3 separate regions of the Mus musculus genome follow, and regions 1 and 3 are each linked to region 2. Evidence: chromatin loops called from intact Hi-C (ENCODE). Cell type or tissue: left cerebral cortex. All regions are shown on one strand. Links, peaks and the distances in the headings refer to the core of each region. The heading gives the core; the rest is flanking DNA.

What was found. A loop is a pair of places that touch in the nucleus more often than their neighbours do. Peaks named below come from ENCODE experiments on the same cell type or tissue, not always from the same donor. Only the 100,000 strongest peaks of a DNase experiment are listed, where the experiment ranks them.
Region 1: a loop joins it to region 2, with 5 times the contacts of the local background. A loop is called at or near these places in 2 of 42 quality-filtered maps.
Region 3: it touches region 2 in a loop (3-fold over the local background); 16 of 42 quality-filtered maps call a loop at or near these places.

Annotation. Positions count from the first base shown.
Region 1 is chr1:189,105,026-189,112,527 of GRCm38, reverse strand. No RefSeq gene overlaps it. Among named protein-coding and RNA genes, the nearest start is that of Gm36561, 74 kb to the right of the region's middle. In left cerebral cortex, for the core only: no CTCF peak of the experiment used is centred there; DNase peaks (open chromatin) are centred at 3,655 and 4,474.
Region 2 is chr1:189,036,480-189,043,981 of GRCm38, reverse strand. Gm36561 (a long non-coding RNA gene) reads right to left here. Exons shown (of 3, transcript XR_373831.3): 3 at 5,138-5,561. Among named protein-coding and RNA genes, the nearest start is that of Gm36561, 5.5 kb to the right of the region's middle. In left cerebral cortex, for the core only: a CTCF peak has its summit at 4,060 (motif pointing left); a DNase peak (open chromatin) is centred at 4,450; H3K27ac peaks cover 677 bases.
Region 3 is chr1:189,575,713-189,583,214 of GRCm38, reverse strand. No RefSeq gene overlaps it. Among named protein-coding and RNA genes, the nearest start is that of Gm30088, 40 kb to the left of the region's middle. In left cerebral cortex, for the core only: a CTCF peak has its summit at 3,636 (motif pointing right); DNase peaks (open chromatin) are centred at 3,634 and 6,527.

The DNA of each region.
Region 1 (7,502 bases), core at 1,628-6,627, 68 kb before region 2:
GCATGAACAACCTCAGATCTATAGAGAATTAATACAGGACTGAGGTTTGATTCTCTGAGAAAAGCATAACAAGAAGACAAAAACAAAGTAAAAACAAAGAGTGCAAACAAAAACAAAAACAAAGCCCAAAACCTACTTACTGATAAGTGATTCTGTTTGGTTAGTTTCCAATCTGGAAGCCGTTGACATCAGCTACTTGACAAATGCATTGAGGAATAGATAGACGAATGGTGAGCTGGAGAGGTGACTCTGTGGCTGAAACACATTTGCTGCTGTTCCAGAGGACCTGAGTTTGGTTCCCAGAACCTGTGTAAGTTGACTCACAATCTTTCAGGCTCTGCGGGCGCTGCCCCACAGACACATAAAGAGTAAATAGATGGAGGGGTGAATAGAGGGGTACATGGGCGAGGCTGTTTCCTATCTCTGAGCTTGCTGTCAAAGTAATTAAGAGCATATGTACTCTGGCTACAGCAGCGGCCCCCAACCTGTGGGTCACGACCCCTTTGGTCAGTCTCTATCTCCAAAAATATTTACATTGCAATTCATAACAGTAGCAAATTAGTCATGAAGTAGAAACAAAAATAATTTTATGCTTGGGGTCAGCACAACATGAGGAACTGTGCCAAAGGGTTGTTGGGAAGGTTGAAAACCACTGGTCTAGAGTGTGCCTTCAGCATTGTGACTCTCGGGGTCTCACAGTGTTAGGTGGACTTTAAAGCAATAGTCACCAGTATTGTTTTTCCCTTTGAGGCATTTGATTAGCTGATAACTATTAGGCTCCTCTCGCGATAATCAACAATATACCTTGTTTTATGGTTCATGTGATTTTCTCTCTGGTGTGCTATCTCTCTTCCATAAGGCAAGAAGTAGATCTTTCAATTCTCTCTCTCTCTCTCTCTCTCTCTCTCTCTCTCTCTCTCTCTCTCTCTCTCAAACTCTACTTTAAAAAGAAGCTAAAATAATTCCTCAAGATAGTAACTAATAAGCAGCTCAGTCAAGTTTGAGTTTAGGTGACTATATTATTTTCCAAGTGCTACAGTAACACCTCCGCCCCTATTCCCCCCCCCCACACACACACATACAGATACCCACAAGCTTGGTGGCTTATATTATTATATGATATGGCATGAATAACTTTGACAAAGTTAAGAGGTCAGAAGTCCACAGCCAGTGAGTCAGCGGGACCTCGGAAGGTTCTAGGAGGTCTCTCTCAGCCTTGGCCAGGTGGTTACTGTGCGTTGGGCAGCCACCAGCCTTACTTCAGCTCCTCTTCCTGTGCCTGCTCTGTTCCTATAAGGACACCATCAGGTCAGAAATAGACTCAGGCTGGTCTAGTCCAGTAAATACTAAGTATCTAATAAGTGTCAGGCAATTGCTTCAAAGGAGAAAAACAACAGAGGTGATGTTTGGTTTCAGATACTGAGACAAGAGGCTGAGGGAAAGCAGACCTGGCATTCAGAACTTTCCAGCCCAGAAGAGATGGGTTGACCTTCTTCTAGAGACTCTTTTCTATATAACCCAGACAGTTTGGTTTCCCTCCTCCTCCTCCTCTTCCTCCTCCTCCTCTTCCTCCTCCTCCTCTTCCCCCTCTTCCTCCTCTTCCTCCTCCTCCTCTCTTTCCTCTTTTTCTTCTCCCCCTTCTTCTTCCTCTCCGTCCTCTTTTTCTTCTCCCCCCTCTTCTTTTCTCTGTGGACACACTTTCTCTCTTTCTCTTCCCCCTCCCCTCTCTCCATTCTAATGGCCACTTCCCTGGCTTCCTTCCTTGGGGCCAATGAACTTGACCACCCAAGAACAGTTTCCCAACAAACCTGTGTTTATATACACTTTAATATGGCTTGAATTGGCTCATTTTACCAGAGGAAAAATAACTTTTCAGGTGACTACTGTAAAATGTGCATAATGCAGACACCAGGGACTGTAATGCTGAGGACATGGATTTAGGCTGGTATTGTGCAAATGAACAATGAGAGACCCAGTAGCTACTTCTCCTCTTCAGTGAGTTCAGGGACAGAAAGGGTGGTCCCCTTTAATACCCTTATGTCTCCAAAGATCCTACTTCCCAGTAAGTTCACTGTCATGTCCTAGAATTAGAATGTTGATATATTTGGATGGAGGACACAGTTCACACCACAACAGTCAAAACTCCAGCAGCATCTCTTAGTGTCACCTTTGCTGTATGGAAGTCACGCCATCCTTGCTATCTTCCCTTTCCCTCCATGCTTCCTACCTTATGCTTTGTCCTTCTTGCTCAGGGTAACATACTATGTAATCCGACTTTCTTCTAGGCGTGTTATAAAGTTCTCTTTACTGATAATCCTAAGAAGACGCAGTTTTGAAACTGAGGATGTAGCTCAGTCAGTAGAGCACTTGCCTGGTGTGCAATACCTTGGGTTCTATTCCCAGCCCCAGATAAACCTTCTATGCCAGAATACTCTGCAGTCTCAGCACTCTGGAAATAAGGCAAGAGACTCTAAGGTTCCTGGAATGCACCAAACCCCATCTAGCTGAGGAGATGGCTCAGCAGTTAAGGGCGTACCAACCACTCTTGAGGAGAATCTGGTTAGCCCACATCAGGCAGCTCACAAACTCCTAAAACCCCAGCTTCAGGAATATCCAACCCCTCTGCTTCCACGGGTGATGGACACACATACATGTGCCCTCCCACATGCACATAACTTAATTTATAATAATAAAAAGAAACCTGAAAAACCTGCATCAAAGCAACAATTAAAAGATTGTTTCATTTCTCTATCCATAAAGGAATAATTAACCAACTTAGTCAAGCAGACTTGTCTTATTTGATATTTTTCTATTGATATTTTCAAGGAATGTGATTCATGGGTTAAAAGTAAATGAATAAAAGCAGAAGACAAGCCCCTCCTACAGTTCTCATGTCTTATACAAAGAGTGGCTGTTGGATTATTTCCATTCAAAAAGTCTCACGGTCTGGCTGGAGTGCTCTCCTGTCTAGCCAGGCTTGAGCTGTCCTTAAAGCAATATAAATGGTGACTGACAATTAAGACCTACCCCAGGCAGATGGCCCCTCATCATGTTAATGCAAATATACACAGCAATGGCCACCCCTTTTCATATTTGGCAGTTACCCTACATAGCATGCTATGGTAGATACAAAGCATAAATTCTTCATCTATTTTCAAAGCTTCTGTTCATTTTCATAGATCAAAGAGTAAACCGGTCCATCTATGAACTTCAGATAGATCATGCCCAAGGAGAAGCGTTCATGTGCTCACAGAGTAGCAAATATGCATAAAATGTGAAGTCTTTAGGGTGTTACTCTCATTGTATCTTAAAATTGAAACAAACTGATTTCTGACCATGTTGGAGCAACAGGTAGATTTCATGAGCTAGTGACCTGGGTCCAATATGTAACAGTTCCACAAGTTAGACAACATGAAGCCTCGTGTTGTGGTTCATTAAGAAGAAAAATAAAATACCCTAGGATGATCAGTCCTCGGGGAGAAGAAACCCCAGTAGAGCCCGGAAGTCCTGCTAACGTCAGGAACTATATCAACATTTACAGTCTGAGTGTGTAGAATTTATGGGGGTAGAGATCCACTGCCTGGGGAGGGTGATCCAAGGTCTGCAGACCAAATCTCTTTCCAGTGCTTAGCTGAACCTTGAGTAGGCTGACAGGAGAAAAATCCTACCCAGGCAGAGAGAGAACAAATGAGATAATTCCTGTTCCCAGCTAGAAGTGAGAATAATTTATGTATACAAATCCCACATGTCAGCTGTACAGTCCTCAGAGAATTGCCCTGTAAGTGAGAAGGAACGAGGGTCTGGACCCACTGAGGCAATGCTTTACTGCCTCACAACGCTGGGGTGTGTGTGTGGGGGGGGGTGCCTTAATTTGTTACAAGGAATCTGAAAAGCCTGCCGTTTTTTACTAAACTTTAGAGCAAATGACAAAGTGCTGTACTGTTGAACTTGGGAGAAGTGAAGATGTCCCCTGCCATTGGTATCCGAGACTCGGTACATGCTAGAGCAGCAGACTCAAAAGGGAAATAATGCACGTTGTCTCCTTATTTTTCTCAGTGCTCTGGCAAAATATCTGGAAAAGGCCATTGCCATTTGAAGTGTTTGTTTTGGCTTGCCATATGAGGATCCATTCCATATGGTGGGAAGACATGATGGTGGAAGTGTGGTCCAGCTGTTCATATGTGTGGCCATTGGGAAGGAGGGAGAGAGAGAGAGAGAGAGAGAGAGAGAGAGAGAGAGAGAGAGAGAGAGAGAGAGAGAGAGAGAGAGAGAGAGAGAAACACTGATACTCAGCTCTGATTCCTTTTCTCTTCAGTGTGGGAACGCATCCGGTGAAAATGTGCTGTCAGCATTTAGGGTGGTTCTCCCAGCTTCTTTTAAACTGGTTTGTAAGCTCCCTCACAGACAGGCTCAGAGGCTCCTCTCCTAAGTATTCTATACTCTGTCAGGTTGGTAGTATTATCCTTTGGTGTGCATGGTGTTAGCTTATAGACAATTCCGCTAAGCTCCGCCCAACAGCTTCCTAGCAACAGCTTGCGTGGTCACCAGCCAGGCGCTGGAGCCAGGGGTATAAAGAGACACTGCTCGCTACCCCAGCTCTCTCTCCATCTTCTCTCTCTCTCTTTCTCTCTGTATTCCCACGTGTTCCTGTCTGGCCTCTCTTCCTCTCCTCTCTTCCTGTCCTTCTCTCCCTCCCCCCCCCCTTTTCTCTACCTCCACCCCTTCCCAAGCCCCTTCCCCCTCCCCCATAATACATCATGTTTATACCAGGCCTATTGCATGGCATGATTCCTCAGGGGGACACCTTGGCATGGGCCCGCCAAGGTACTCCCTCCCACCGCATTATACCGCGTTATAAAATATGGTAATTAGAAAAGAAAGTGTAAAACCCTCCCTCTTCAGAAGAAATAATTATACCTTTAAAAACTACAGAAAAGACACTAGGAATAATTAACAAATAGCAAACTTACAGAACATAGACTCAATATATAAAATCTACATTCCTCGATATAAGCAATAAGTAGAAAATAGAACTAAAATGCCATTTAAGATCTAATTTTTATTAAATGTATGTGAATGTTCTGCTTGTTTTATGCATTCACATCCTGTGCATACAGTGCCCTTTGAAGGCTACAAGAGAATGATGGGTCCCTTGGGACTGGGGTCACAGAGGACTATGAACCACCATGTGTGTGCCTGGCCCAATGCAAGAACATCATGTGCTCTTAACTTGGCAGAGTCCCTTTCTCTGATGAGCCATCTCAACCAGCTCCCGTCTTGTGCTTTTTTTGTTTTGGGTTTGTTGTTCGTTCTTGTTTGGTTTGATTTGGTTTTGATGCAGGATCTCTTGTAGGACCTGGGACTCCTGGCTGTGCTAGGCTCTGTCAAGCCCAGCCCGGGATCTTCCTGTCTTCCTTCTAAGCACTGGGATTATAAACTGGTCAATTTTTGCATGGGTGCTGGGGATGAAGTCACACCGTCATGTCTACATAGCGAGTACTTGACTAACTGAGCCATATTCTTGATTCTGTAGAAAGGATTCTTATGTTAAGTCTGAACAGATTGGTGGCTGGGAGTCCACCTGGTTAACAACAGTGAGCACTCTGAAACACTGTGTCCTGCGGCATCTTTGAAAACAGCATCTTTGAAGTCCTTCATCCCACTACAGTTGAGTGGGAGTCACTGTCTCACCTGCAGAGAACAGAGCACCTGAATTTCTCACTGCCTGTGGCATTGGTTGTGAAATGACAGTTGCAGGAACTAACAGTCCTATTTGAAATTTCTACTCATGGCATTTGCCTCTGCCCGGTCTCTGTAATGCTGTGGGCATATTGCACCATGCTGTGTTCTAGTCCCTCTGCAGGCCTGGGAACCTAAGAAGACAAAGGTAAGGGTGGAATGAAGATGCCAGCAAAACAGCTACAAACGTTGAGATGAAAGCACACCAAGGCATTGCAAAGGCAACAGAGCCCTCGGAAGGTGCCAAGGCACTTGCTCTGACTCAGTCATGAATAAGAACATTTGGTCTTTCTTGGTTACCATATTTAATGCCATGGATTTCCCTGACTCAGAAACCCTTTGAAGTATATGAACAAAGCAAACATGAAACGAGTCAACACTCCAGTTGTTCAGGATGTGTTGTCAGACTTTGAAAAGAACCAAGAAGTCACAACTCAATGCTCCTCATTTTTTCAGGTATGAAAACAGACTTCTTGAAGGAAAGAGCCAGGACCACAGCAATAGCAGCGTCTTCTTTCTGATGCTTGGGCACAGTTACCAGGGTGGGCACTTGGTACCTGAAAAATTCCGTTGTAATAATGACGTCATCTCTGTATTAAATTTAGATAATACAAACATTGCTCTAAGGGTTTAAGAAGACACCGGTATTTTTGTTTAATTTTTTATTTAACCTATAGCAATACAGGTAAAATTCTTAATGAGTTAACTTTGGAATAACTTATTTCCCTCTTAGCTTCTCAATGCAATTAATTATCTACTTGCAAATGTAGGCTGTTCACTGTTTCTGGAGATGGTTGAAAAGAAACCATCTAGGCTAGGTTCTGCCTCTAGCTTTGTTAAGTCTCCCATCCCCCCATCAATAGCCTTGAGTTGTTGTGAGGAGCCATCTAGGATAGGCTAAAGGCTAGCAGATGGTTTTCCTGAAATGTTCCACCAGTTTGCATGGATTAGGATGGAAGAGCTCTAGGAAGCAAGGCTGGAGAGACTTCATCTCAGGGTTGATTCTTGCAGCTGAATGCTTTTCCTGTCATTATTAAATTAATATAATAATCCCTGGGCATTAGCCCACCCTACTGGGAAGATTTTCTTCAGATCAACAAAGATGTACTCTTCTGTTCATCTATGTAGACAAATAGATGACTTCTTAATTCCTAATAACGTTTCTAAAGAATTCCTAGATTTTATACAAGTAATTTTAGGCTCTCTGTAACTTGAAAAACCAGAGTTAGGATTCTGTCAGCCTTTGTGTGTCACAGGCTATTTACACTAAGACAGAAGGCAGGCACGAAACAGATTTATGATTACGGAATACATTCCTTTAGGCTGTAAAACCTTTATCTGATAGCTAAAGGCCGTAAAAGGGAATGAACAGTTTATTCTGTGTGCAAGGGCAGAAGATAAAATATTGACTGGGTTTATCTATACAAAACTTCTCATTATCAATGCTAATGAGACAGTAGGCAGATGGTGTGCTTCTTGACATACCTTGTTAACTTAGACATCAGAAGTATAGCTTTTAACTTTTAATGAACCTGTGGAGCTAGTGACAGATAATGAATACATAGATAACTAGTCTTAATGGAAACATCTTTGTTGTTACTTTTAATTCAATTTTATGATTTGAATTTATGTTTGAACTTGTGAACTTTTGAAAGAAGGATGCTTGGAACACCATGTGATCATGTATCCTGAAAAAGTACTGAGAACAAAGACAACAGTCAGACAGAGTTTTGGTGTTTTTTTTTTTTTCCTTAGAATCAAGT
Region 2 (7,502 bases), core at 985-5,984:
GGAGACCTCACAGTGCCTTGAGGACGCTAGTCTTGTCGCGCATCAATGTACTCTATGGTAATAATGATAACTAATTTTTTTATTGGACTTTGAGCCCAGTGTCAGGCTTCAAAGAACCTCGCCAGTAAACATTACCCCCACTTAAAAATGTTTTTAAGTGAGAAATTGATTTTTTTTTCTTTCATTTTGCTCTTTGCAAAGCATTTTGCTAAGGGAGCTAAGCAACAACTCAAGTCTATCCGGGTTCAGAAGCAGTTCCTTTTGACGACTGGAATCATGACCTTCACTCTCGTGACCTTCACCTTCCACTGGAATGTGTTTCTTCATTTCCAGACCACTGCTGCGTGAACCTCATCACCGTCTAATCTGGCGTGTTCTCTGGACATTATGCTGTGACATTTCTAACAGCCCAGCTTCTCTCCTACTCTCTGTCACCCCGAATAAGCCTCCCCTTCAAGTTCAGTTTTTTTGGCTACCATTTCTTCAACCTGTCTTCTCCTCCCTCCATTGGCTGGAATCTCGCTAATAAGGTGATGCAGAGGCTTTCAGTTAAGTCCTCTCAGATTGACAAAACTAATTTGCATTGCCAGTTTCCACTCGACAGTTTTCTCCGCTGCAACCACAGGGTGACAAGTTGTGCTGAAAGGTGTATGGAGTTAGCACATTATCCAGCAGGCATGCATTTATTTTGAAGCTGCGCTACAGTAGGCACTATAAAGGGAGGCTCATATCCAATCTATCTCGAAAAGGCACTGGTTTGGTAGGAAACATGCATGTTCACATCCTTAACACTTTGGTGAAGGTAGATAAAGGGCCATTTATATCCAAGAGGTCAAAGGGTATAAAACCATGTTATTAGATGGTCACTGTGTTTATTAGGGTGACTGTTGCTGTGATGAAACACCATGACCAAAGCAACTTGGGAAGGAGAGAGCGTATTTTCTTCACAGTGTCATAGGACAGTTCATCATTAAAAGCAGAGAGGGCAGGAACTCAAGCAGAGCAAGAACCTAGAGGCAGGAGCTGATGCAGAGGCCATGGAAGGATGCTGCTTACTGGCTTGCTCAAACCCTCATGGTTTGCTCAACCCGCTTGCTTATAGAACCCAGGACAACGAGCCTAGGGATGACACCACCCACAAGGACTGGGCCCTCTCCCATCAATCACTATTAAGAAAATGCCCTGCCTGCTACATGATCGTGTGGATGCATTTTTCTCCTTTGAGGCACTCTCGTCTCAGAAGACTTTTGTGTCAGGTTGGCGTAGAACTATTCAGCCGAGTCGCCCATGACAACAGTTAAACTAGCACAAATGTGGAGGATCCAAGAAAAACCAAGGGTTCTGTCAGAGTCTCACACTGTTGAGGGAAGTATGGCTGTGTAACCAGGAAGCCGGAGTTAGAGTTGAAACACAGGGACAACTGTTGACAGGAGCCACCACTGGCCTTCTTCTAACAACGCTAAACTTCCTTCGGGAACTCATCTTTCTGTCATTCTGCCCAAAGCTGATACCAAAACGGTGACTAAGAAAACTTTAATGAGAGCTTTCTGAAAACAAACCCTCTTCTTGCAACTGAACTTGAACCACTCCAATCTTTGGGCCATCGTGCACACACAGTCTGAGAATAAAGTCTGTGTGTGACAGGTGGCTTTTTGAGTAAGTCAGGTTTCTCATGGAACTGCCTAAATCCCAAATTAAGCTGTGATTGACACCTGCCCTGTCCTAGGCCCATTTGAGCTCCCAAATTAAGCTATAACTGGCACCTACCCTGTCCTGGGCAAGTCTTAGGGTTCATGAATCATTTAATTTCTTTTCTCTGTCCTTATGCAGTTTGATTTGATTTTCTTCTGTTACTTTTAACTGAAAGAGATCTAGCTAGACAAGTATAGCCGAGAGAGAAGACAGAGCCGGGTGGATGAGCCGTAGCATCGCCTACAAATCAGACAAGACTATTTAGGCAGATTATCTAAACTAGGTTCCAGATTCGAACTCATATCCTGTGTAATTGGAGACAAGTCACTTACTGTCTCTGTACCTTAACTTCTTCTTACAGAAAATGAGATGAGTGGTTTTTTTCTACCTCACACATGTTACTAGGATTAGACAGAACAATCTCACATTGGTCAGATTGAGATAATCTGAGAGTGGCAGTGGGGGCTGGAGTAGTAAGGATTTTCACTTGAAAAAAAAAAAGGTGTATTTTTTTCCCTTTGAAAAGTGAAACAACGGTATAAAAAAAAAAAATCAGGAGGAATAGCCAGGCTGAGCGTGGCAAGGAGCTGACGAGGAGTTGAGTGAGCTCCAGCCTTGAGCTCCAGCCAATGGTGAGAGGAACAGAGAATGAAGATAACCAGAAGGAACCTTTTATGAAGACCAGTCCATAAGCCGGTCAAGGCGGCATCTGAATCATGGTCTTGTGCCAAGACCTGGAGCACAGGAAGCTGTAGTTTACCGGTGTATGAGGAACGAGTGTGTGAGGAACAAAAGGCAAAGGCGGGACTGGAGGCAGGGGAAGGACATATGAGGGAGTCCTTCTCAGCTCAGGGAGGACGATCGACTTCCTCTTACCCGGGACTGTATCCTGTTCCTCTAAAAGCACCTCTGAGGCGCTTTCCTGTCATTTATGGTGTTTTCTCCCCCAGGTTGGAGGAGAAGGAAGTGTTTTGCATGCACGTGTCCATCTCTGGGTAGTAAATGCTACAAATACGCACACCGTGATTCTAAATCTCATCTCCTGTTCTGTGATGAAAGACAGAGGGGGGGGGAAATATTTATGCCTTGCTACTATAGACAGAAACACAGACACTAGCAAGATTTAGAACAGAACCAAAACATCCAAGAGACGAATGAATGAGCATAAAATATTCAAGGCATGCTCCAACTGTATTAGAACATTAACACACACCTCTCAAGCTCTTTACGTATTCTAAGCTATGCACACAAAAAATGTCTGCTATGGTAATCGTTTGTATTCACAGAAATATGGAGGCAATCATAATCGTCTATCAGTAATAGAATAGTTGAAAAATCACCCCGGGGTGTAAAAAGTCTATTTTAATGTCATTTAAATGTCCTCTAAGAGTGAATTTACTTCATAATTTTAAAACACCTTCAGCGAATCAGGTGGAACCCAGGGTCTTTAGCAAACTCTGCACATTTCTACCACCAAGCTATGTCATCAGTCCTAGAAAGTGTTATGTGCTATTTGTATGGAGGACCGTGCCCAGAATCCTAGCATTTGGTAGGTAGAGGCAGGCAGAGTACAAGTTAGAGATCAGCCTGGGCTATATAGCAAAACTATCCCAAGAAATAATGAAAGGGGGAAGGAGCAATAATAATTTTATAAAATGTAGCATATGAAAATTTAAGCTATTTATCTATTTTATGGAAAGGCATTGATAGTATGGAGCCCTTAAATGGTTAAAACCCACAAATTGTCTAGGTCATGGGTGCTTTGGATTTTTTGTTTTGAGACAGGGTCTCTTGTAGATCAGGCTAGCCTTAAATATACAGTCAATGGTATCCTTGACTTTGTATCCCTTGTCTCTACATTCCAAGTGTTAAGGTTATGGGTATGTATAATCATACCAAGATTTAGAATTTCTTTTTTTTTTTTTAACTATGAGGCCTGGGAGTGTAGCTAAATTGGTAAGCTGCTTGCCTAGAACACAATCCAGCATTATAGAAGCCATGTGTGATAGTTTCAAAATATAGCTTATGCATGTATGAAATTCTCTAATAATAAAAACACTATACTTTGAAAAGCCAGTTTTTAAGGGCCCCTTTTCTATAGACTTGCCCTTGAACTGTTTATCAAGTGGTTATTTCTTCCAACAAAGATTGTGGACTGAATCAATGCTGATAAAGTTCTCTATCATGCCAATTCAGCACAGAAACACTAAATGATTGTGGTGATACTTTACTTAAAATATTTTTTAAATGTGGCTGGAAAGATGGTTCAGTGGCTATGAGCACTGGCTGCTCTTGCAGATGACCTGGGTTCAGTTGTCAGCACCAGCGGGGTGACTCACAACCACCTGTAACTCCAGTTTCATGGGCTCCAATGACCTCTTCTGGCCTCTGTAGACACTGCATGTGGTATTTTTTTTTTAAATCATTTCTTTACATTGTTATTCTTAACTGTTTAAAATGGCATATGTATGACATATACACTGGAAGAGTAAGGGATTCTCATAAGCCAGATGAAAGTTTGTCACTTGCTTTTTTTCTCCCTGACTTGGGTAAACTCATCATTCATGCTTTAAACCTGAAGCACCATATGAAGTAAATTCTGTTCTAAGCAGCTAGAAGATGCCAAAAAGATTTCCTTAAGTATTCTTAGAGAGTGGCGTGACAAGTGTGGCCCACGGAGCAGCTGAGTAGAGTGGGCTGTGGCGGTATGTGTCAGCTCAACATGAGCTAGAGTCAGCAGGGAGGAGGGAACCACAGTTCCGATTTTGCCTCTATCAGACTGGCCTGTGGGCAGGTCTTTGGGTATTCTCTTGATGAATGGTAGATGTGTGAGATCCCAGCACACTGTGGGTGGTGCCATCTGAGTAGGTAGGTGTTTCTGGGTTGTGTAAGAAAGGAGACTGAGCAAGGCATGAGGAACAAGCCAGTAATCGGTGTGCCTCCATTGCCTCTGCTTCAGTTCCTGCCTCCAGGTTCCTGTCCTGGCGTCACTTTGTGATGGACTTCACTGTCCACTGAAAGAAACCCTTTGTCCCCCAAGCTGCTTTTGGTCATTCTTTATATCACATCAATAGAAAGTAAAGCAGGACCTGGGCTTTAATAACAAATTTCTTGGCTTGCTAGCATTGTGTCTCATAAATAGTGTGTTCCTATACAGATGAAACGAGTAACAAGAACAAAACGTCCTTAGGATTAGGGATGAGATCTCCACCTTTTATTGTCCTAGAAATAAAAATTGGAGTCAATATTAGAAGCAAAAGCAGGGCTCCCAACATACCACTGCAATAAATAAGGTATTTATATTGTGCCTCAAATCCTCCATACAGCTGAGGACCTTAGCCAAGCACTGCGTGGGAAATGGTTAATAAACTGAGTACATTTTAGATACCATCCATCTTAGTTAGGATTTTACTGCTGTGAAAAGACACTATGACCAAGGCAACTCTTATAAGGACAACATTTAATTGGGGCTGGTTTACAGGTTCAGAGGTTCAGTCCATTATCATCAAGGCAGGAACATGGCAGCATCCAGGCAGGCATGGTGTAGGAAGAGCTGAGAGTTCTACATACATCTTCATCTGAAGGCAGCTAGCAGAATACTGACTTCCAGGCAGCTAGGATGAGGGTCTTAAAGCCCACAGTGATACACCTATTCCAACAGGGCCACAGCTTCTAACAGTGCCACTCCCTGGGGCGAGCATATATAAACCATCACAGCATCAGCCCTTTATTTAGACACAGCATCTGTGCTTGACAATATGGAGACTGTGGGAAGGGAGTACTGTAAACATGAGCCCTTTTGTTCATGTTAAATGTAGAACCATCTCCCGTGTCTTGAGAAATTTCCATCACACGAAACTATATTATTCCTAAATAAGGAAATTAAGAAGACAATAATGTTGCTAATTTAAACGAAGAAAGGAAGGACTAAGACGACCAGCCAGTACAAGCAGCATAACGTTTAGTATCTAACTCAGATATACACATATTAAATAAGTCTGCCCCATGTTGTTCAGTTCTCTTATGTTTCCTTCTGTAACCCTGAGAAGCAAAATATGTGTTCTCCAATCTCCTATGAGAATGGAATGTAGCGTATGATAGTCATGTGACCTTGGGTAGCCAATCAGATGCATAAGTTCAGACTCAGATCAGAAGCAGCAAGACCAATAACACCAGCATCAACATCTGGTTTCCATGGAAACAGTGATGTAGTTGTCACTGCAATGAAAGCTTTATCATGCTGTGTCCAGTAACACAGACGCAGTAACCACTCCCACAGATTCAGAGCACACTGCCCACCTGACTTCCTCATCTTGAACTTCCGAGTCATGGGTCAACATCTCCTCAATGCATTCCCTCTCTGTTTAAATTGTCCGGAGGGACTTTTTTCTTTTTTCCCTTTTGAAACACTGTTTACAAATGAAAAGGGATTTAGGGAAAAATTTTTAAAAAGAATGTAAACATGCAAATGGAATGTATATTCATCCTGCTCCTAGCAGCATGGTGTCCGGAGCACGAAGAGGTGAGCAGCATTGAGCTTGCGGCCCAGCTGGGCCACCCACTGCCCAGTGACCTGCTCCCTTCTGGGAGATCAGCAATGCCTTAGTGTTATTCTCAGAACACTGCTTTGAATTTTAAGTGAGTCGATACTGAGAACAGGGCCCGGTACAGATAAAAAAGCACATGCATGTTTAAACACAAAAACAAAACACCACTTACAATGTCAAGTTATGTTTAGAGGCAAAGCCAGTCACCTGTGATATCACTGCCGTGGCTTTTCCTCCGGGTGTTAGGAAAGGGTCTTGGAGGAACACTCAATGTGAAATAAGTCATCCTGTGACTGACAAGGGCTAGAACAAGCTAATTACCTTCAATACTCACATTCATGCATTCTGCACTGCAGAATCTATTAAGCTGGTGAACTTTGCTAGTGTTCGAAGAGGAATAGGAGATGTTCAAAAGGTCTGTGTATCATAAAACATCCCCCAGCCTATTAGTTAAGGTTCCAGTGTTGATTATTAATAGACCATGTACAAAAAGTGTTCATGGGGTGATCAGGTGACTTGAATGTTGTTATCAGATTAATAGAAGGGAGTTGGGGGGGGGTTGTTTTGGATTGTTTTGTTTTGAGGCAATGCCAACTGCAGGGCAGGTTCCTGATCTTCCCACCTCCACCCCCGCCCTCCAAGAGCTGGGATTACAGATGTGTGCCACCAGGATTACAGATGTGTGCCACCACGCTTAGGCTATGTGGTGCTGGATTTGGAGTCCAGGCCTGTGCACGCCAGGAAAGCACACCCCAGTTGAGCCACTGGGGTGTAGGAATGTTCTCAGTTGAGCCACATTCCTAGCCCTCAAGAAGAGTTTTCTATGGAATCCAATAGAATTTCACACTCTGGGGTAACAGCTTCTAGATGTGTCAATGATGAGAGGCAAGGTAATGACACGCCCTGGAAGAAGGGAGAAGGCTGATTCTGTGACACGTGAGGCTGAGAACAGAACCAGAGACTGTAGAAAAGTACTAGGAGTACATCAAATGATGTAAGGAAGATGTTGGGGAGGGGTTTACCCAGGACTGGAGGTTCCTTGCAACTGATTCACTAGAGAAACAGTCTCAGAAAGTCTCCTCTTCACTGTGACAGTGCTCTACTTAGAAAACCTGGGGAGGGCGAAGGATGATGCAAATGAAGAAAGTAGCAGGAATGAACATCAGTTGGGCTTAGGATTCCTTTTGGTCCTGTCTACCTTGCCCCATAGCAGGGGACTTGAAGACCATCAGTCACCCACTAGAAACAAAGAATCCACAGGAA
Region 3 (7,502 bases), core at 1,628-6,627, 540 kb before region 2:
CTTTTAATTCCAGATGTCCATATTTCCATCCCCATGGCCTGTGAATATCCTTATCTGGAAACACCATCTTCATAGAAGCAACCAAGTCAAAATGTCATTAGGGCATGCCTAAACCCACAGGACCCGAGCTCTTAGGACTCAGAAACAAAGGGGAGATGCTATGAAGGCACAGGGATGTGGGGGGTGGGGGTTGTGGGTTGTGGGGGTGGGGGGTGGGGGGCAAGGAGAGTCTGAGGCATCGGAGCCTGGTTAGGGACCTCAAATGAATTCCTGAGGAGGAACCAGCCCTGCCAACACCTTGTGTTTTCCTTCTAGCCTCCACACCCAAGACACAAAACACTGCTGTTGTTTAGTGCAGTGGTCTGCAGGACTTCACAGCAGCCCAAGAGCTCAGCTACTCTAGAGGGGGAGGGTGGGTGGTGGTGGTCACAGAGTCTATGGGGCATAGAATTGGATATCGCTGATGATCACGGCATCTTCATCTATATTACATACACATAATTTCTGCTAGCCTCAGAAATTCTATAAAGCCTTCAACTTTATAGAAAAATATGTATATTCTTCTCCTTAACATTACCTACTACACATACCTTTATGTTTTTATACTGCTATTGTGTGTTTGCTACTAAATTGCTGTGTTGCTCATTATCATAGAATATGGCTTTTAATTAAAAAAATTTATGGTGTTAATAACAAGGTGTAAAGTACAGAACTAAGCTATTCCAAAAGCTCTTTTCCCAGAGTGTTTTATTGTTGTGGTAAAACACGGACCATGTGGGGTAAAAATGGGGTCCCATGTACGCTAGGGCCGCTGGGCGAGGCGAGACTCCCGGAAGTTTGGATTGTGCACACCCCTATGGAACCACTGGACAGGCGTTGGGCTGTGAGAAGACGCAGGACCCCCGCTCCGGGGGTGGCGAAGGAGCGGTCTGGGGTCCCCTCGGAACTGCCGGAATCGGGATCAGATTCTCAGGCACCACAGACACCGCTGAGCACTGAGGAAGTGCCGTGCCGGTTCTGGGGGTCCCTGGGCCGCAAGGAGGCCAAGGACGTCAGGTTTTCAGTCTTGGACATTTCAGGTGCCCCTGGATGTCTCAGAAGAGGCGAGAAACAGAGTGGGGATGGCGGGCGGACTCTGGCCCCGGGGACTGAGGGGAAAAGGGCAGGGGGAGAGAGCTCCAGCTGGTTACTGCAGGGATGAGAGCCTTTGGCTTGGTCTGCAACGTCTTGGGTTGGCGGAAGCCGTGGCTATTGTGCAAGGAGTCCTCCTGGTGGGAGGTTAGACGCGTGGCTTGTTCGGGGAAGACCTGCTCCATTGCTCCAACACAGCGGTCCCAATGAGAAGAGACAATCCATGGTTTTTAAGGCGTTTATTGTAGAAAGGCAGAGAGAGGGAGAAGAGTAGAGAAGCAGAGGGCGGCCATGGCCACACAGGGAGGGGAGGGGGGAGAGAAGGTGGAGAGAGGGGGAGCAAGGGAGCAAGAGTAAGAGCAAGAGAATAAGAGGTAAGAGAGAGAGGAGGGGGCAAACAGCTCCTTTTATAGTGGGCTGGGCCCACCTAACTGTTGCTAGGTAACCGTGGGGCGGCTCATACCTGGCTGTTGCCAGGTAACTGTGGGGGTGGAATCCAGACAGAATACCAGGAGCTTGGAGCATTGCCTACATGAACATGACTGATGGCCACACACCTCTCTGGGGGGTGGGGTGGAGGTGATGGTGGTGGGAGGCTGTAGCTGCGACAGGAGTCAGGGGTCCAGGAGGGGTCCAGGAGGCATGGCTGAACACCTTCGGTCCCTTAGGGTCACCAGGATTCCAGGCCTGTGCTCGACTAGCTCACCGCCCCACAGGACCAGAAGAAAGTTGTGGGAGGAGAGAGTTTTATTGTCTATAGGTCACAGTCCATCCCTGAGGGAAGTCAAGGCAGGAACTTGAGGCAGGAACTGAAGCTGATCATGGAGAACTAAGCTTTCTGGCTTGTTCCCTGGCTTGGTCAGACCACCTGCCTAGTGATGGCACTGTCCACAGGGGCTGGCCTTCCTGTGTTTATCAGCCATCAAGAAAATGGTATAGAAACCATTCTGATGGAATCAGTTTGTCATCTGAGAGTCCTTCTTCCCAGACGTTAGTAGGTTTGTGTCAAGCTGACAAGAGCTGTGACAGTCGTCAGAGTCTCGGGTACATTTGAAGATAGAGGGGCTATCTGTGAGGGCTATACAAGTACATTTGGGGCTAAGAGGAAAAATGCCTCAGACTGTGTGGCCATGAACATGAACATCCCTAATGCAGGCTCTTACATCAGAGGACGTTGCCAGAATATCGCTAAACGTATTTTGTGGATAACCTGTGCCAATCTATTCTCTTGATGGGGCTATCCATAACTTCCAACCACACAGTAATGCCACATTAGTATGGAACAATATCAGTCCTGTCCCTTAGTACAGGGGTTAACGCAGTCATCTTTGGTTCTTTTGGTAATAGAATGGAAAAAAAAATCACAAGTTAAAATTTCTTTTGTTTTTACAACATCTGGTTCTCAGTCTCTTAAGAAGAGAATTCTTGGCTCTTCAACCCCTGCTCAGATCTATGATCTTGTGAGGGGCATCCTGCTGCATGCACACACTTTTGTCCTCATCGTTAAATTATATATGGCGCTCGGTGTTTTTAACAGAGTCATAAATAAAACTCCAAAGAGCCAGCGAAGTTGTGTGGATGCCACACACAGATGAAAAGTGGATGAGCCTCTAGGAAAGAACACACCTCTCTTAGTCTCCATCTATATTTAAAATGGAGAGGGCAGAGTAGCAGGAGACAGCCCGATGCAAGGCTGAATGGGAGAGACCCTTAGCAAGTGCCCAGTCATTTGCTATGTAAGCTTGTTTAACGAGGCACGAAGCCTGATTTAATAAACTTCCAGGGCTGTATGAGCAACGAGGATCCCAGTGTGCACTCCTGTGCCACGTGTGCCTTTCTAACTACGCTCACACAGAGCTCCCAGGCATGGAAAGATGTCCTGTAAAATCAATTTTGTGATTCAATACTTCTCATAAGTGTCCATAACTGTGGTGGCTCAAATGTCCATCTCTACGCTGCACATGTCACCTCAGGTAGCCACATGTTACCTCAGGTAGCTCTCTGGGGCTTGGTAAGGTGATAACCACTTTAAGATATGGAAGACAAATGCCAGAAATATTTTATTTAAAACCACCTCACCAGTGAAAAGGAGGACGTTTGAACTGGCCTGCTGTCTTAATTCTCTGAGCTGTCATTCCAGAACTTTCCGATGCTTTTTCACACAGCAACACAAGTGCGAAGAAGTCATATTTGTGTACAGGCAGGAAAACTGGCATGGTTACCCCGGAGTCATGTGATCATTGCGGCACACTGGGCATGTGGAAAGAAATTGTCTTATTTTCTGGTAAATTTGAATTTAAGCAACTTTCTCCCCACTACTAAATAAGTCCAGAGACTGATCTGACAATTCAGCCATTTTTATTGGCACCAACAGGCAGGCGCAGGGAAATGAGGCTGAAGGGAATGCTCTTGAGATGGCTTCTGTTTTTCAAAGGGCTTCTTGCACAGACTGACTTGGGACAAGTTGGTGGGATTGACACAGAAATGTTGGTCATGGATTGACCAACAGGTGGCACCAGGTCCTAAAGCAAGCCTGCCTTCCTAAAGTGCTTAGCTACTCAATCAGGCAGGTCACAGTAGGAGCTGGAACCCTGCTCAGAGAGACACTCAGAAACAAGGTGGGCTTGAAGAAGGCATTTCAACTGCAGGACCAGCCCCACAGAGCTGGCTAAGGGGTCCGGTCCCTCTACTCTAGCTCCCTGTGTGAAGTCTCCCAGTCACTGCCTGCCTTGCTCAATTGTTCTTGTGGAGGTTGATTGTCACGTGTAATCAAGTGGCTGGGACTCGACTGTTCAAGATGGCTTATTGCCACCCTAAAAGGGAAACAGGGAAACCAAGATCAGATCATGTCTTCTTGAGCCTGTCTGTCTGTTTCCTCTGAGGCTGATATTTCTGAGCGGTAGATCTGTTGTTTACTGTTAGTAGAAGGTTATTCTCGCTAGTAAATCCCACACAGCAGGTTCTTTCGTGAGCTGTCACTGAGGGAGATAAAATGCTATGGTAGAAGGGGAGCAAGATGGTCTTTAATTCTGTTACAAAGACTCTGAGCCTCTTTGTCAGAAAAATTGTCATAAGTCCCCCAAAGTGGTGAACCAACACATACATACTATGGATATAATTAAATATATTATTAAACTTTAAAATCTTTTACCCAAAATTGATAGTTTATCTAAAAGAGTGTGAGTGTGTGTGGTGTTTTACCTGCGTGTGCGTCTATGAAACACACACACGCAGTGTCAGAGGAGACCAGAATATGTCCAATCTCCTGGAACTGGAGTTAGAGACAGTTGTGAGGGATGTGGGCGCTGGGAACAGAACCTGAGTCCTCTGCAAGAGCAGCCAGTGCTCTTACCCACTGAGTCCCGATAGTTACCGATAGTTACCGTTCAGGAAGGGAGAAAGGACTCACACCTTGACGTGATTGGTTCCAGACTGTAGTTATAACACTCATGTTAGTTGATGACAGATACGTTGCTTGGGTTAAGGAAGTTTCTCTTTCCTCTTTGTCGAATCTAACCTTTTCTGTGTAAGTGATACTGGATGTGACTGGTTAACAGAGTACTTTCTGGAGATTCATTGGTGACTTCTCAATAAACAACCTAACAGACAAGAAGCAGTGAACTCCAGAGGGGTCCCACCCTTCTCAGGGACAAAGGATTCTAAACGCATTTTACCTCGGCACAGCAGGTCAGCCACTGTCTGCAGAGTCTGGTGAACCTGTGCTACTGAGGCTCTTTCAGTTCCATAGAAAAGAGACATCACATCAACCAGGGAGGGAAAAGCTTGATAGAAGGACGTGAAGAATGAGTAGACAACGGGGAATGTCTCAGCTGGCTTCCTGGAGCCTAGACGTTTGCTCATGGTCAGCAGGGTTCACTCTGTCTGTTTCTCTCATGCTCCCTCAGGGCTAGGGAGCCTTTATTCCCTTTCTGTATCATAATGTCCTGCCTTTGGGAAGTGCTCTTATCAGACAACTGCCCCATGTTCCTCTTCTTCTGTCCTCCTTTTAAAAACATCAAGGTTTCCTGGTGGGCTGGTCTCTATCTTTCTGTTAGCTTCTGAATTGCCTTTGCTGTTTAAAATCCTTTTACTCTGTGCCCTTTCTTCCAACAGCCATCCATCATCTGTTGATTCTTGGTGTCCAATAGAGGATTCAGTTGCTTTGTCCACTGCTGTAGACTGTGGCTGCTGGGTCGCTCTTTGGTTGGCTTAGGTCAGGTCCTTCCCTAGTTTTTTGGTACCTGTCCAAGACAGTAGAGCTTTGTGGTTTGTTGCATGAAGACATACATGGGGGAAACATACAAGAGTGGATTCTGGCCTCCATTTTCAGGCTTCCCGGGATGGATGGCCAATGGCAGCTGTGTTTCATGGTGGCCTCAACAGGCTGTCTGCTGAGGTTAAGTGTGGAACAAGAGCTAAAATGATCAGTGTTTTGACTAAGGCTCCCTCCACAGACTACGGGAACTGTGCCTATGTAGATAGTTTTCTATTCTGCTATAGTAAATTATGCTAAACTCAATGATGCAAGTCTGGCATGTCACAGTCTTATGGGTCCAAAGTCTCACAGGAGACTTTTGTCTCTTATGGGCTTGTGACCGAGATGTCCTTAGGGCTATGTTCCTTTCTCAAGGCTGGAAAGCAATCTGGTTTGCAGGATCATTTGGAGTGTTGGAAAACTCAGTTTTTGCTGTTTTGAGGCAGAAAGGTTGTTTTCTTGTTGCCTGTCAGTTGAGGGCTATTCTAAGCTTCCGGGGCATCTTGTATTCCTTGGCTGGTGGCGCCTTCTTCCACCTTCAAAGCCAGTAATAAAACCAAGTAGGTGAATCTCAGGTTCCAAAGGTCTCCTGGCTCCCCTTCTGTCTCCCCGTCTCCCTGGTGGATTCTTCTGCCTTTAAAATATTTATTTTTAATTATATATGTGTTTCCACATGTATTTGCACATGAATGCAGGTCTGCAGAAGCCAGAAGAGGCCTCTGGATCCCCTGGAACTGGAGTTACAGGTGGCTGTGAGCTGTCTGACATGGGTAATGGGAGTAGAGCTCGGTTCTCTGAAGAACAGTGTGAGCTCCTAACCACTGAGCCACCCTCTAGCCCTCTTGTTCCTGTCTTGTAAGACTTACAGTATAAGAACCTCCCTTTCTCAAACACACCCACAAAGTTGCTATAGCTGAGAAGATGACACCATCTCGTGTTCCGGGAATTAGAGTGTGCATCTGGATGGAGCAGTCAGCCCAGGCTGCCATTGTTAGACTGGTGTTAGTCTTGACCGTGGCAGATATAGTTTCCTCAGAATTTATGTCTTTCTCTGCCTATGTTCAGCCGTCCTCATGTCTACTCACTGGGTGGCTTTCTGCTGCAATGCGTAAGGACTCTGTTTCTGTCGTTTTCTCAGTGAGGCTGTGTTTTCCTGAGGAAATCCATGCATTTTTTATGTACAGCTGAATACATACACGCTGTTCTTGAAATATTTAAAATATTCAATGAGTCTCTGACTCTAGGGGGAAGAAAGCCTCTTGGGGCTGCAGTTAGATAGCTGTTTCCTCTAGATTGAAACATTCCCCAGTGGAGGAAGGGGGCGGCTCGTGAAACACAAGGAAGTTACTAGACTGCAAGCTGACCTGACCCGACCCTAGGAGGGGATGCAAAGCATTGAATAGCTGCTGGCAAGGAGGAGATTCTCCAGCCTCTGGGGTTTCAGGGAGGTCATTGGACGCAGCTCTCAGGAGCCTGTCCCTCTTCTGTGATGGTCTTGTTTTGTGATGCAGTTGCAGTGTTGCCCATGTTTTTGTGGAAGAGCCACGAGGAACCAATCGTCCATTCTCCCATAGGAAACCCCGGTAAACACATTGCTACAAGTTAGGCTTGGATGGGATTATTTCCTTGGTCTGTCAATGGCGCCATGTCTGCGGTGAGTAGATCTTTGTCCATATCTGTCAAGGAAAAGTCATGTCCAGGGACTGGGCAGGTCCTCGGACAAAAAGATTCTGTCCCAGGGATTATAAGCATGTCATCAGCTGAGCTCCCTCCCCAAGGAGACTCTGAAGGATTCTTTCCACATGCTCTCTTGGTTTCCTGCCTTACCCCGGAAGCCAACACAGATTAGGATTGAAATCAACCCAGCAGTGTATTTCAGACATAATGGTGGTTCAGGAAAGGCTGAACTTCGGGGACCTTCCTGGACAAGGATGTCATGTCAGGAACACTCCTGTAAAGACGGGGTAATAAGACTGTAAGAAGGTCAGTATTGCCCAGGCTCTGTCACTCCTCCTCATTTCCAAAGGCCAAAGAGGATGTCCCAGAAGACACGACTGAAAAGAAGAGAGTGTGCAGGTTTTCACAGAACCAAATGGAGATGGACCATTAGCAAAGC